Linked DNA regions of Mus musculus: region 2 is linked to region 1. A link is a contact called in ENCODE Hi-C or POLR2A ChIA-PET data. All regions are on one chromosome and are shown on one strand. The core of a region is the stretch at or near the end of the contact, and the rest is flanking DNA. Distances in the headings are between cores, read along the strand shown. Region 1 holds the start of Cox5a (cytochrome c oxidase subunit 5A). Region 2 has its middle 5.8 kb from the start of Cyp11a1.

What was found. A loop is a pair of places that touch in the nucleus more often than their neighbours do. ChIA-PET counts read pairs that join two places held with the same protein, here RNA polymerase II (POLR2A).
Region 2: a map of v-Abl transformed pro-B cells shows a loop between it and region 1 (3-fold over the local background). The contact joins the enhancer-like site here to the promoter of Cox5a in region 1. A Hi-C loop is called at or near these places in 1 of 37 maps with a recorded cell type or tissue (v-Abl transformed pro-B cells). POLR2A ChIA-PET finds 5 or more read pairs at or near these places in 1 of 5 experiments (embryonic stem cell).

What each region holds. Positions count from the first base shown.
Region 1 is chr9:57,519,839-57,522,808 of GRCm38, forward strand. It overlaps Cox5a (cytochrome c oxidase subunit 5A), which reads left to right and starts at 1,394. Exons shown (of 5, transcript NM_007747.2): 1 at 1,394-1,577. The coding sequence starts at 1,490.
Region 2 is chr9:58,007,620-58,010,589 of GRCm38, forward strand. It overlaps a transcript of Cyp11a1 not described here. Among named protein-coding and RNA genes, the nearest start is that of Cyp11a1, 5.8 kb to the right of the region's middle. Within about 2 kb of position 1,557, at least 1 of the 3 ENCODE cell types and tissues checked has a DNase peak (open chromatin) inside an H3K27ac peak, as active enhancers do.

The DNA.
Region 1 (2,970 bases), core at 144-2,643:
AGTAACTAAGAGCTGGTGAGCCAGCTCCTTTAATCCCAGCATTCAGGAGGCAGAAGCAGACAGGCCTCTGTGAGTTCAAGGCCTGGCAGGGCTACTATGAAACCTTAGTGTTCTATTGCTGTGAAGAGACCACAGCAACTCTTATAAAAGTAAGCATTTAACTGGGGCTGGCTTACAGTTTTAGAGATCAGTGTCCATTATCATCCAGGCAGAAAGCACGGCAGGAATGGTACTGGAGAAGTAGCTGAGAGTTCTACATTTGAAGGTAGCAGGAAGAGAGAGACTCTGAACCTTGCATGGGCTTTTGAAACCCCAAAGCCCACCCCCAATGACACACTTCTTCCAACAAGGCCACACCTTCTAATCCCTCTCAAATAGTGCCACTCTCTGATGACCAAGCATTCAAATATATGAGACTATGGGAGCCATTCTTATTCAATAACTACCACACCTTATAACCAAAAATAAAATTAAGATAACTAACATATGTCCCATAATTGGCTCAGAGAAGTCAAGATTAGGAAAGCCAATTCATGGATTCATACTCGTTTAATCAAGGTACATTTTTTTCATTTTTCGTTTACTTATTCATCCGTGCCTTCATTTCATTTGTAAAGTTTATTTACATGTATGTGTGTGAGTATATAGCACAGCACAATGTGGGTACTTGTGATGTCCAGAAGAGGGTGTCAGATTCCCTTGGAGCGGGAGTTACAGACAGTTGGGAGCCACCTGATGTGAAGTAAACGTGAGTCCTCTGAGAGCGCAGAAAGTTAATAAACTATTAACTACTGAGCCACAGAAAGCACTTTATCCACTAAACCGTCTATCTTCCTAGACCCTAAACAACGTAATTTTTGAGTCGGTTTCCTAATGGGTAAAAGTAAATAATTGGGCTTTAGTGGGTGGGGGAGGATCATGTGACCCAGGCTGTCCTTGAATCCCCTTTCCCCCTGCCTCCAAAATGTTGATTATTGTCTTGAGTCACTACTCCCAGTATGATTTTTTTTTTTTCTGAGACTCAGGTTGCATAAGAGAGCCTGAAATTCCTAATACTTAGCCTGTAGAGGGCTAGAATTATAGCATACACCAACGCGCGGGGGCAAAGCGGTTATTCTTATTATAGTTTGCCGTTATTATCGCTACAATTCCAAATTGTGATAGTCTCCTCTGTTGGCGATTCCAAATCCACATTGTCCATTGCTCACCCTGCCTTTCCTCCCACGCAGGAATGTTCACTACGGTCACCCGGGTCATCGGACCAGCTTTGGCGCGGCGCCGACGTGGTTTGTCCTCCACGGCCGCCGTAGCCGCCGGCGACCGCATGGCGCCCCACCCGCTTCCGTAGGCGCGAGCTCCGCAGTGGGCCGGCCTTATGCTCCGCCCAGCGTGCGTCGCTGCGTGAGTCCGGCCCCCGCGAACTGCTGTACCGCCCGCGAGCTCACACCGGCTTCTCGTCAGCCTCAGCCAGTGCGCTGTGGTCGCCGTCATGCTCGCCGCTGCCCTCCGTCGCTGTACCGCAGCCGCGGCTGCCCGAGGCCTCCTGCACCCCGCCTCGGCTCCCAGCCCCGCCGCCGGTAAGGTCCGCGCCCGCCACAGCCCTCGCTCGCGTGTCCTTGCTGTGACCTGGGCTCCCGCCGCCACTCGAGGGCAGGCTCCCTGGCGGCCTAGCCTTTGCCCTGCGAGCCGGCATTGGAGCCCGGTGACCGCAGTGCGTCCGCGGCCGTCTGGAGTCGTGTAGGAGACTCCTCCGGGCCTCCCTCCCCGCCACTTCCTGATGCCGAACCCGCGGCCAGTCAGGTGTGTGGACTTGCCGGGGTCGCCGAGGACGAGCTCAGCACTTCCTTTCAGTCTCTGGGCCGTGACCGTTCCCTGCGCTGACCCCGCAGCCACCTGACCGGGAGTGGCCCCCGCCGGCCTGCGGCATCTTGGCGAAGGTGACATTGAGCCTCCGGGCGCGCCGCCCGCCTCTGCGTTTCCTAGAACACAATTTGATTCCCCAGTGGGACACAATACCCTTTTAGCCCTGATCAGGCAATTCTCTGCTGGCATTTTTGTGTCACCTTCATAACTGGGTACGGCCACGTTTGAGGACTGTTGAGCCACATTTTAGCCCTGCGTTTCAAATAGATAATTTAAAGTGTGGTTTCTTGCGGCTTGTAAGAGAGCCTGAACATTGACAAATATTAATGGAAAGAATGATAACGTTTACAAGATTGGGTACCAAATACTGAGGAATACTGGGTGTACAAACATGGGAAAGCTTCGTGGATTCCCCTCCACCCGTTTAAAATGAGAAGCTTCAGTGCTGACTTATGAAGTATTATGTTTGGTTGCTTGTTTCCCCTTCTGTGTGATCAGGAGATTTTGTGTCCCATCACTGTCCACCCCCATTGCTGAGGGGGAACCAAGGGCCCTGCATTGCTAGATAATTGCTCTGCCACTTGGTGTGTTCTCAGACCCTCTCCACTTAGCACGGTACATCTATCTTACTTTTGGTTTTGTTTGGTTGTGGTATGTGTCAGCTGTGTAGCCTGGCTGTCCTGGAACTCTTTGTAAACCAGGCCGGCATCGGCCTAAAATAAATAGGAGTATTTTATTTTAGAAACAGGGCCTCTATAGCCCAGACTAGACTAGAACTCAGAATGGTACTAAAAGGGCTATCGAGGAACTTATTGCATTCCTCTTGCCTCCTAAGTGCAGGGATTAACCTTGGGAGCCACCACACCCGGCACAGGCATTATACTTTAATCACAGTAGTTGTGTGCTTGGATCCTGGTCTGAGATACATTAGTGTTTTATGAGATTTAGTTCATGTGTGTAGATATAAAAATAACTTAGCCAGGTACGTTGGGACCAACACTCACAGGGAGGTTTAAAAAAGAAAAAGAAAAAGGTGGATCTCTTTGTGTTCCAGTCTAGCCATGGCCTCACACACAAAGAAGGGCCTCAGACACTCCAAAATTGTTT
Region 2 (2,970 bases), core at 307-2,806, 490 kb after region 1:
CCCAAAACGTGACACATTTGGGATCAACTTTTTTTTTTTTTTTTTTTTAGATTTATTTATTTATTATATGTAAGTACACTGTAGCTGTCTTCAGACACTCCAGAAGAGGGAGTCAGATCTTGTTACAGATGGTTGTGAGCCACCATGTGGTTGCTGGGATTTGAACTCTGGACCTTCTGAAGAGCAGTCGGGTGCTCTTACCCACTGAGCCATCTCACCAGCCCCCTGGGATCAACTTTTTAACTGATGCTGTGAAACCCATACCTTGTGGTGTGCCTGCCCCTCGGTGTACTGTCCCCTCCCATGCTGCTATAAACAGTGACACCCATTGTAGTGTTTGAATGTTTCCTGTGACACCCACCTTAATTTTACTTATTTTCTTGTAAACAAGCCTGTCTTTCTATCTGGATTGTAATACCTTTGGCAATTCTAATCATTTCTTCTATTTTGTCTTGTACAAAAGGGGACATTTATTTTAAAAGTGTAGAATCTTGGGAAGAAAGAAAAAGGTCTCTGGGCCTTTGGACTTCTACAGTATGGGTTAAACATATCCACATATTCTTTGATTCTTTGACACTTCCATTCAAAGGCGGAGCCCAGTTACCCTCTGTTTTGGCTTAGGCCTGGCTTGGTGTGTTACTGCTGCACACACACCAGAGTGGGAGTGATGGCCTGCTACCTCAGAAGAGCCTTCAGCTCTCTCTTTCAGGACTTTTGTCCTGGAAGATGCCTACCATGTTGGGAAGGATACCCAGCTGCCCTTGAGGTGAGAAACTGAGGCCCATGGGCCACAGCTAGGGAAAGCTGGGCTACTGCTAACAGCCACTGACATGTCCTGAAGGAGGGGCCAGCCAGGTCAGTGCAGCCTGTTTGGATGCTGGCCCCTACGCACCAGCTACGCCTGTGTGACAAGGGCCCCTCAAGAGGAGCTATGGGCTAGAGCTGTATACCCGAGGCTGCTCCTGGCTGCCTATTGTAGGAAATACAGGAGGCCACCATCATTTGCTGTTTTAAAGCCACCAACCTTCTGGATAAGTTGCCACGCATTATGGGGGCACCAACCCAGTCTTGTCTGGGAAGGAGATGCTGGGTTTCCAGAAGTTCTTCTGGAGCGATGGAGAAGCTTGCTTGCTCCTGGAAGCCTGCACAAGATTCTCCCTCGTGTCTCATCTGCCTACGGCGGAGCCCAGGCTCACTTTGTGATGGCTCACGTGGACAGGCTGAGGGGATGAGCCATTTCAGGAGTTGCTGCTCCACAGCAGAGGGGCTGGCTGTGAGGTCTGAGCTTTGAGCTCAGATCAGGGCAGCTGTGAAGGACAGGATCTGAATGGACATGGCTTCCATGCCCTGGCGATCCTGACTCCCTCTCTGGGCAGGAATATGGGGTCGCGGCTAACCGAGGAATTGGTTTTAAGAGCTCACCCTGGATGGCCTGTCGCTTCTAGTATCCTCAGAGAGGACCACGTGACTGCCTTTCTTTGTGAAACCAATGCCACAGCTATTCCTGGATGATGTCATTGCAGGCTCAAGGCCATTAGTGATGCAAAACCAGCCCCCTCTGTAGCCTGGCTTTATCAGCAAGTCTGTGACTGGCAGGACAGGCTGCTCCCTCGGGGAATGTGACAGCTGTTCGAGAGAAGTGCTCAATTTCTGCGGGGGTGGGGTGGGGTGTGTGGCTGCTCTAAATTTGTTGGGAGTGATTCAAATGTTATTGGAATCTTGGGTCAAGTAGCAAGGACAACTGTCACTCCCACATGCTACCCCTGGCCTGATAAACACAGAAAAAGGAGTTAAGAGAATACAGTTCTTTGTGCTGGTGAGCTTGCTGATCGCTCTGTAGAGATGGAATTTCCATACCATTCAATTTACCTATTTGTTTGTTTGTTTGTTTGTTTGTTTTTTATAGTTTTCGAGACAGAGTCTCCCTACATAGTCCAGAATAGCCTCAAAGTCACTCTGTAGCCCAGGCTAACCCTGAACTTGTGATTCTCTAACCTCAGCTTCCTCATTGCTGGAATTGCAGAGACACTGCTCCGTGAGCAGAACAATGGGCTCATTTAGCATGCACAACTCAGGGCTTTAATTTTAAGAAGATTTAGTTGTTTTCATTTTTCTGTGTGTGGCTGTTTTGTCTGCATGTACTCCATGTTTATGCAGAGCACCCTCAGAGTCCAGAAGAGGGCGCTGGATCCCCTGGGACTGGAGATACAGATGGTTGTGAGCTGTCATGTGGGTGCTCGAACTAGGGTTCTCTGGAAGAGCAGCCAGAGCTCTTAACTGCTGAGACATCTCTCCAGACCCTATATTGATTTTATTATACTTTATATCTTATTATTTATACTATAATATTAGTATAATAAATATATAGTATAATATTTTATTATCAGGACCAGCAGTTGTAAACCATTTTCATCTTTACTATCCGAAAGCCCCCAATATTCTTTATGTATGACCTCCAGGTTACCCCAAGTCCTAAGCCTTAAGCAGTCATCAACCTACTATGACATGTGTTTTAGTTGGTGTGTTTGTGTGCATGTACCTCTCTGTGTCTCTGTCCCTCTGTACCTCTGTCCCTCTCTGTCTCTCTCTGTCTCTGTGTCTCTATGTCTCTCTGTGTGTCTCTCTGTCTCTGTCTCTCTGTCTCTGTCTCTCTGTCTCTCTGTCTCTCTGTCTCTCTGTCTCTCTGTCTCTCTGTCTCTCTCTCTCTCTCTCTCTCTCTCTCTGTGTAGGCCTGAAGTCTACATCAGATGCCTTTCTCAGACACTCTCTGGTTTTAGGTTTTGGGTTTATTTTTATATTTTTTATTATTTTTGTTTGTTTGTTTTTTGGGGACAGGGTTTCTCTGTGTAGCCCTGGCTATCCTGGAACTTACTCTGTAGACCAGGCTAGCCTCGAACTCAGAAATTCGCCTGTCTCTGCCTCCCAAGTGCTGGGATTAAAGGAGTGCGCCACCACCGCCCGGCTAGTTTT